Regions from separate parts of the Homo sapiens genome. Here region 2 is linked to region 1. The links are chromatin contacts, found by Hi-C in ENCODE. All regions are on one chromosome and are shown on one strand. Each heading gives the region's core, a stretch centred on a gene start or an enhancer-like site at or near the end of the contact. The rest is flanking DNA. Distances are from core to core; before and after follow the strand shown.

What was found. Hi-C counts contacts between places; a loop is a spot of excess contacts on that map. Pooled maps may share reads with other maps.
Region 2: a loop to region 1 is called in a map of PC-9, with 16 times the contacts of the local background. The contact joins the enhancer-like site here to the promoter of SPATA31F3 in region 1. A Hi-C loop is called at or near these places in 14 of 168 maps with a recorded cell type or tissue (B cell, CD4-positive, alpha-beta T cell, CD4-positive, alpha-beta memory T cell and 10 more), 20 of 37 single-sample maps with no recorded cell type and 31 of 50 pooled maps.

Annotation. Positions count from the first base shown.
Region 1 is chr9:34,892,773-34,897,393 of GRCh38, forward strand. SPATA31F3 (SPATA31 subfamily F member 3) reads right to left here and starts at 2,992. Exons shown (of 5, transcript NM_001309427.2): 1 at 2,807-2,992; 2 at 2,267-2,312; 3 at 1,669-1,729; 4 at 274-380. The coding sequence starts at 2,950. It also overlaps a transcript of PHF24 not described here.
Region 2 is chr9:35,255,874-35,260,098 of GRCh38, forward strand. It overlaps UNC13B (unc-13 homolog B), which reads left to right. Exons shown (of 40, transcript NM_001371189.2): 7 at 3,120-3,177. Among named protein-coding and RNA genes, the nearest start is that of UNC13B, 96 kb to the left of the region's middle. Within about 2 kb of position 2,663, at least 3 of the 41 ENCODE cell types and tissues checked have a DNase peak (open chromatin) inside an H3K27ac peak, as active enhancers do.

The sequences.
Region 1 (4,621 bases), core at 1,742-4,241:
GGACTTGAGATCTCTGTCCTCGCTGAAAGTGATCAGCCCAGGAATCTTGGACGCTGTCTGCACCAGCTGACCGGGCAGCTGACTGGGTTAAAGATTTCTGATCCATTAATTGTGACAGTGTTGGAGTTACAGATGCCAGTGAAAGCTCTTTGGATTTCGGGGAGCCCAGATCCTGACTATGCTTAAAAGACACACTAGATGTGGACAAAGCCTCTAGGCAAGAGGAGCCCTGTGATGGCCCCAGTGAAGTCAGGGAGATCTGGTTGTTCTCACCTGCCAGCAATTGCTTAATCTCCAGAGCCATAACATTGCAGATTTGGCAGCAGGGGTCTGCACACAGGATTCGCCGCACACTTCCTTCCTGAGGAAGCCAGCCCTGGCTGGGAAGAGAAACATGACAAACATTAATGATGGAGTGACATCTGCCTTCTCGGAAAAGTGTGGGCCGGGGTTGGCATTGTCCTTTCCCAGTCCTGAAAATCCTGGAGCCTACACTCTCTTGTTGTCTACCTCCCTGTTTTTCTTCCTAAGAAAATGCTATTTGGAGGCTGGACATAGTGGCTCATGCCTCTAATCCTAGCACTTTGGGAGGCTGAGGTGGATGGATCACCTGAGGTCAGGAGTTCGAGATCAGCCTGGCCAACATGGTGAAACCCCGTCTCTACTAAAAATACAAAAATTAGCCAGGCATGGTGGCGTATGCCTGTAGTCCCAGCTACTTGGGAGGCAGAGGTAGGAGAGTCCCTTGAACCTGGGAGACGGAGCTTGCAGTGAGCCGAGATTGTGCCGTTGTACTCCAGCCTGGGCAACAAGAGTGAAACTCTGTCTCAAAAAAAAAAAAGAAAAAAGAAAAGAAAAAGAAAAAGCCATTTGGCAAGGTGGGCTGGGCTGACGATCTAGAGCTTGTTGGGCAAGGCTTCAGACGACCCATGGGAGGGCGTGGCCCTCAGAGAAGGCTGGGAGCTGGGGTCAGTTCTCTGTTGACCTTGTTGAAAAGCTGAACTAGGAGAACGGAGCCAGGCGGTTAGCTGATGGGGCATCACCAGTTAGAACCCGGATCAGTCTCATTTGAGGCTAAGAAACCCAAAGCCCGGTATTTGGGCTTGAAGTTCATGTAGGACCTCTGCATTCTGAGAGCTATTTGGTATCCCTGCTGATATACTCAATATCTTTTGGGAATCAATCCTGTTCTCTAGAAATCTTAAGAAGAGGATAAGATGATAGGCTGCCATCTGAGGGCTGTCTCCCTAATGACAGAGCCAGAGGAGGTAATGTCAGCAGAATCCAGTCAGACTCAGAGGAGAGGGAATAAAGAGAATAAGACAGGGATGACTTCTTTACGCAAAATCCATTCCTCTTGACTGGATAGCTTGTCTCGTGGCTGAATGCAACCCTGTGTAGAGTCTTTTATGAATTATACACTAGTACAAGCCTGAATTCTAGAACTACTGTGACCCTAGCCCAAAGCAGAATTGGGTGACCCTTCCCTCCTGAGATGTCTGGCCCAGCCCCCCTGCCCTGGTAACTCTCTCAACTAGTGAACCAGCCTCCACTGTGTATGTCTCCCTCCCATCCATTTTCCCTCTTCTCATCTCTACCCCAAGCCAAGCTGAGAAATGATCACAGACCAGACTAGCAGCTGGGAGACTGCAAAGAAGAAGAGATTACCTTTTCATGAGAAACAGCAGCTTCCACAACTTCTCGGCTTCTTCCTGTGAAGTTCTCCTAGCTGAAGAAACAGAAGATAGTGAGTGTTATGTGGAACTGGAGAGGATTCAGGGACATCCTATAAGAAGCTGAAGGCCTTTTAATGAGAAGATACTGAAAACCCCAGAGTCAGAACACTAAGTCACATCTGTGTATAACTTAACCGTTTACGATGTGTTGTTCTGCACCTTGTCTCATTTGTCCTTCACCATCACACTGGGAGTGAGGAAGGATCATCACATGCCCATTTTATGGAGAACAAGACTGAGAGTTGAAGAGACTTCCACAGGTTTGTAAAACTAGTAAATGACAGAGTTGAGGACTTCTGCCCTAATTCCTCATTCTTTATTCTCAGGAGGATAAGATAGAGAATTTTTTAATGTGCCTAGGCTCTGATTTTCCACCCAAGGAAGTCTTCCATGAGAAATTGTCCCTGGGGGGTACTAGAGTCTGCAGTGGTTAGAGCACCTGCTGTTAGCAGCAGGGGTCATAGAGGGTCAGGATCCGTGGGAACCTCACTCACAGCAGAAGTGAATTAGAGGAGAGACTGGGACTTTACCTCTTGATGTTCTATCTCCAGACTTTTGTTGGACTCTTCGGTGACACTTAAAGACAAAAACATTAGAATGCAAAGCTGCTACACCATTTTTTCCCATATCTAAAATGAAACAAAACTCATAAACATTTCCTGGTCTTTTTCTGTGTTCCAATTTTATATACTCTTCTATCTTTCCTTTCTGTATTCTTTTTCACCCCAAGAGTTTTCTTATTTGCTTATTTCTGACTCACTTTCACGCTCTTCCATACTCCATGCCTCCCACCCCCATTCCTTTCATAAGTTCGGTGGGGACTTTAGGATGAGACGGGAGGAAAAGTGGAACAGATTAAAGGATGGATGGGTCCAGAAGTCAAAGGAGTTCAGCCATCAAATGGCCCTAAATAGCTGCCAACCAGAATAATCACCCAAATTGGGAGCTCTTCTGGTGTCCAGTGAGGAGACCCCTTTAAAAAGCAAGGGCTAAGAGTAACAAGAGAAAGCTCGGGGATAAAATCTTGTTTGAGGCACATCAATTTAGCCATGGTCATAGTGTTTCCCTACCCGGCAACAGCTCCTGTTAGGTACCAAGCTTAATTTTTGGCAGCTCTTTTTCACTTGCCAAATAATTAATGCAATAATGCAGATGGATCCATAGGTGTATAAGGGATATCCAACATCCCACAAAACAAAGGTAGGGCTCAACATGATCTAAACCTCACTAGCCATCCCTCTCCCTAGTCTTTCACTGTCTTAGAACCTAATACCTCCAGATTTTACACCTCGTCATTTCTGCCTCACAGAAGAGGGATCCAAATCACCAGACTGCATCACAAAGCCCTCCTGTTCCACAAGGCAGGGATAGCATCACAGACCTTTATTTGTTTTTAAAGAGGCTTACTATGGTGATTCAATGTTCAGATGAGGGTGTCTGGTGCTCTGTATGGGCTACAGAGCCTGGGGCAAAAGATGCCAAGGTCATGGGCAACATGTACCTTTTCATGTTCTCTCTACTCTCTATACTGTTATGGCTTAGCTCTCCCCTTTACTACAATGGCCTGACACCTATTCCTGACACCTAGTGTGCATATGACACCGAGTCTCTATGCACACTACATGCCCTATAAGAGAGACAGTGGATAGATCAGAGGAACTCCATGAACTACATCATCTGTACTGGGAAGATAACAACAACAACAAAAAATAGAGGATAGGGCAAGCATCATATTGTTAAATCTTGGAAACCGATTTTTAATGCCACCAGCAATGATATATGGTCAGTACTGAGAGGTTCAGAAAGAGGGCAGTGTGTGACATGTCAAGGAAAGGACAAAGCTGATGTTCTTTTAAATAACTTTCTGAGAGTTAAAGAAGGACTTCTCCCAATCTGCGTGGTCCAGCCTGAGATGGGTGAGCAGAGATTGTAAGCACTACCTTTCATGGAGGCAAATGAATGAGGCTCACTTCTGGAGCTCTGTACAAGGCTTGATTTTTCCAGAATTGCCTCTACAGATTTTATAGCATCTAGCCTATTCATGGAGATGAGTTATTGGCAAAACTTTCGATTAAGGTTCACAAACTTGTGGCTCTTTGGTTGAATCCACCGTGGTTGGAATGTTTGCCTAAAAGAGTGTTTTATGAAAATCTGAATTTGAATAACTTTAGGCAGAGCAGGATTTTTCCTCATTTAACCCCGGGATCTACCACTCCTTTGCCCACTGATTCTCACATTAATGTTAACTTCATGACCCCTATCAATATTATGGCATGTCCCCAACACCCTAGGATTTCTGAGTTTCCTTGAGAAGTTCTTGCCCTGATAAAAGTGGTTGGTCTTAGGCTCAAAATCTCTGAAAAGGGGCCAAGTGCGGCGGCTCACACCTGTAATCCCAGCACTTTGGGAAGCTGAGGCAGGCGGATCACCTGAGTCAGGAGTTCGAGACCAGCCTGGCCAACATGGTGAAACCCCATCTCTACTAAAAATACAAAAAATTAGCCAAGTGTAGTGCTGGGCACCTGTAATCCCAGCTACTCAGGAGGCTGAAGCAGGAGAATCGCTTGAACCCAGGAGGCAGAAGTTGCAGTGAGCCGAGATCACACCACTGCACTCCAGCCTGGGTGACAGAATGAGACTCTGCCTCAAAAACAAACAAACAAAATCTCTGAAAAGGGTATTTGATCCTTCCTCCAGCATTAGTTCCTCCACCAGACAGGAATAGTGAGCACTCAATACGTGCTTAACCCTAAGTTGGGCAGTGTTGAGAGTACAAAGGCATTTGAGTTGTATTGCCTACCTGCTTTCAAGATTCTTAAAAATCTAGTTTCAAAGACAAGGCATCCACAAGAAGCAAAAGCCAACATTTTGCTGGGGAAGGGGCT
Region 2 (4,225 bases), core at 1,413-3,912, 360 kb after region 1:
AAGGGGGTCTTTTTGGAAAATAGCTATTATCAATTTTGTTTCAGAGTCAAAACCATGAACTGAATTCCTTCCCGAAGTTAGTTCAGCCTATGCCCAGGAATGAACAAGGACAGCTTAATGGTTAGAAGCAAGATGGAACTGGTTAGGTCTGATTTCTTTCACTGTCATACTTTCCTTAGTTATGATTTTTGCAAAGGCAGTTTTGTTAGTGTGATACATTTGTTACAGTTAATGAACTAATATTGGTACATTATTATTAACTAAAGAGTATTTTTTATTTATTTTATTAACTAAAAAATAAAGCTAAAATTCCATAGTTTATTCAGATTTCCTCAGTTTTTACCTTGAGTCTTTTTTGTTATTTCAGGATCTCATCCAGGATATTGCATTACACTTAGTTGTCATGTCTCCTTAGGCTTCTCTTGGTTGTAGTATTTTCTCAGACTTTTCTTGTTTCTCATGACCTTTTATTTAAAACATTCAATGCCTAAGACATCTAGTATAATTTTTAACATTGTAAGAGTGGAGAGCCTTGTCTGTCTTCTGACTGTAAGGGGACTGCTTTATAAGTTTTAAAGTATGCTGTTTGCCATGGATTTTGGTAGATACTCTTTATCAGATTAAGGAAATTCTATTTTCTTTCTTATTTTTTAAGCATTTTTGTCATGAAAAAGTATGGGGTTTTATCACATCTTTTTCTGCATCTGTTTGATCACATAGTTTTTCTCTTTTGATCTGTTTAATATGGTGAATTATATGAGTAGATTTTCAGATATTGAACTGGCCTAGCATTTAATACCCACCTGGACAGGCTATATGTACATTTATATGCTAACACACATATGTGTGCACACATATACATACATATTCACATATGAATATTACACACACTTATTTAATATGATAGATTTGGCCTAGTAATCTATTAATTAGGATTTTTGTCTCTATATTCATAAATGAAATTGGCCTGTAATTTTCCTTTCTTCTACTATCCCTGTCTGTTTTTTGTAGACAGATTTTGTAGCTTTTTTCTTAGCTGTCTTAACATTATTAATTATACTCTAGTTGGACTTAAGCTTTCTGTTTTGGGCCTGGGAGAGATTCATTAAATATAGCTTCTGAAAATATCTACTCTGATCTCTTAGGTCTGCATTCTTCTTAATACTTAAAATTTTGGGATTCCTCATGGTTATGTCTATGTACTGTCTACAAAAATCATAATTATTTGTAGTGGCTATTATTTATAACCAAGTCCTTTTGTTACTTTGGAGTGGATCTTTGACCTTCAAGATGTTTTGAACCTGGCTGGGTGCAGTGGCTCACACCTGTAATCCCAGCACTTTGGGAGGCTGAGGCGGGTGGATCACCTGAGGTCAGGAGTTCAAAACCAGCCTGGCCAACGTGGTGAAACCCCCATTTTTTATATTTATAAAAAATATAAATATTTATAAAAATATTTATATAAATATTTATAAAAATATTTATATAAATATTTATAAAATATTTATATAAATATTTATAAAAATATTTATATAAATATTTATAAAAAATATAAATATTAGCCATGTTTGGTGGCTCACGCCTGTAATCCCAGCTACTCGGGAGGCTGAAGCACAAGAATTGTTTGAACCCAGGAGGCGAAGGTTGCAGTGAGCCGAAATAGCTCCACTGCACTCCAGCCTGGGAGAAAGAGTGAGAATCTGTATCAAAAAAAAAAAAAAAAAAAAAAAAAAAAAAGATGTTTTGAACATTTTTGTGATTGGCAATTTTGCTAGTGCTATCATATTGTTTACATTGTACTTGACTTTTCTTATTCTCCATGGAAATTAGTAATAACAGTATCTACCTCTGACATTTGTACCATATTCTATTGCTTATAAAGTATATTTTATATACAAAAAGTGTTTTGTATTTTGGATCCCAACCATTTGAAATGCTCTTCACCACTGATACTCATAAGAGTGTTACGTACAACACCATCAACTTTTGTCTGGATTATTGCAATAATTATTTACCCTCATGTTCCCTACAGTTCATCTCATACAGCAGCCAGATTGATCTTTTAAAAGTATAATCAAATCATAATTCTCTCATGCTTAAAACCCTAAAGGGCTTCTAAGTACACTAGAAAAGTTCGAATTCTTACCATGATTTACAAATTCTGTTTTGCCAGTGCCTAGAACAAGGCCTTGCACGTAGTGGATACTCAATCAATATTTGTTGAGTTAATAAGTAACTCATTCATTGGCAGTTTTAGAGAAGCATTGACTTGCCTCAGATCTCATAGCTTATGAATAAGTGACCACGTCAGGATGAGAACTCCAAATCTCATGTTTGCAAGTTGCCTGGCTGAGTTACATTTTTCTAATTATCCAATGGACCCTGAACCAGACTATTCTCACTGTCTTCCAGACTCTGTGTACCCCTGTTAATTTGTTTGTGCCTTTCTCTTTCTGTTTTGCCTTCTAAATCGGGCCCATCCTCAAGATTTGGACATAATTCTTTTCCTTTTATGGAACATTGTCTTATGTCTTCAGTACCGTGTACTTGTTTTTGTGGTGGTTGTGGTGGGTGGGATGGCGGAGGTTACAGTGCTAGTGGGAGAGGAACTCTTATAAATACCAGATATTGCACCACATGCTTAGGTAAGCAGTTCCACTTATTTCCCATGTGACCTTATGAGCAAAGAAGCACTATTACTTAAAAATGAGAAAACAGCCCCAGACAGGTTTTCACTTGCATCACCTGAATGGGGAAATCTTCTATACATTAGCCCCAGGAAAACTCAGAGGGCTGTGAAATATTCTAAGGATTCTAAGGCCAAACCTTCTCCAGCTGCCTGGCAGAGCTAGGTGGGTGCCCAGGTGCCCTTGGTCAGGACAGTTCTTCATTATCCTGCTTTATTTAGCCTGTCTCACTTGGCCAGGGCCATAACCAATAGTCTGGCCTATATGTCAACATCACACAGAGAAAATAGGAGCAGGATGTTCTGTTTCTGTTCAATAAAAATTTTGTTTCCAAACACTAAACCTTTTTATAGGTAGTTGTGATTTTTTTCCCTGTCTTTACTTGGGCTTCTGATTGTATTTATTTATTTATTTTCTCCTTTCTGCTTCTAGTATTCTAGTCAAGAAGAAAGCCAGAGGAAGCCATTGCCCACTGCTGCCGCCCAGTGTTGTAAGTGAGAAACTTGTCTATGAATCTCTTTTAATTGTAGCTTTCTGTCGCTTCTCTGAACATGGGTTATTCTGAGCTGGGGAGGGTGGAGATGTCATGTGTGTAAGCAGAAGATATTCCTGAAGCACATCTGTTCAGGCGCCTTTCTCTGATGGCTGTCTATCTATTAGCTTTAGGGAGACGTTTTTCGGTTTTGTATGGGGGGAGTAGGGCTCATCTTTTTTTCTACATTTGTTAGCTTCTACCCCTGGAGGAATGATTTAACCCCCTCTATCCCTGTTTACCTGTTATTATTCTTTAAGGCTCAGTTTAAATATCATCACTTCTGGGTAATCTTTGTGCTGTTTTCTCCTTCTCCCAAGTCTAACTTAGGTCTCTCCTGTGTGCTTCCATTTTACTGTGTGCACATCCATCATATGACATATATATATTTCTTTGACATGAACACAAAGTTTTAAAAGACATAGACATTGTTCCATTTTATATTCTTTGCATTTGGCTCAACACCTATGCATAGTATACCTCAATAAAATTTGATAAATGATTGACTTATTTCTCCTGAGATTGATTTGTCAAGATCACACAGATTAATTATTGAAATGAGCCATACGTTTTTGGTATATTGTTACCCTCTCCCCAGTTTCCCTCAAAACAGCTTGAGACACTAAAGGACTGACTTAGAGTCTGATCTATTTCGCTTTTTCAACCTGTGATATGTGTGTGTGTGTGTGTGTGTAGGGGGATGCGGGGGGGGGGGATTTTGATACTTTTGTGTTGCTCTGTTTTTTCTGAATCTCATGCCAAACTCCATCAACTACAAGTTGAAGATGATGGTAATGATTGTAGCATTTGTTGTTGTAATATTAGTAATAATAAGAACTGTAGGCTGGGCATGGTTCCCAGCACTTTGGAAGGCTGAGGCAGGAGGATTTCTTGAGCCCAGGAGTCTGAGACCAGTTTGGGCAACAAACAGATACCTCATTTCTACAAAAAAAAAAAAAAAAAAAAAAAAAACCAAGTGTGATGGCATGTGCCTGTAGTCCCAGAT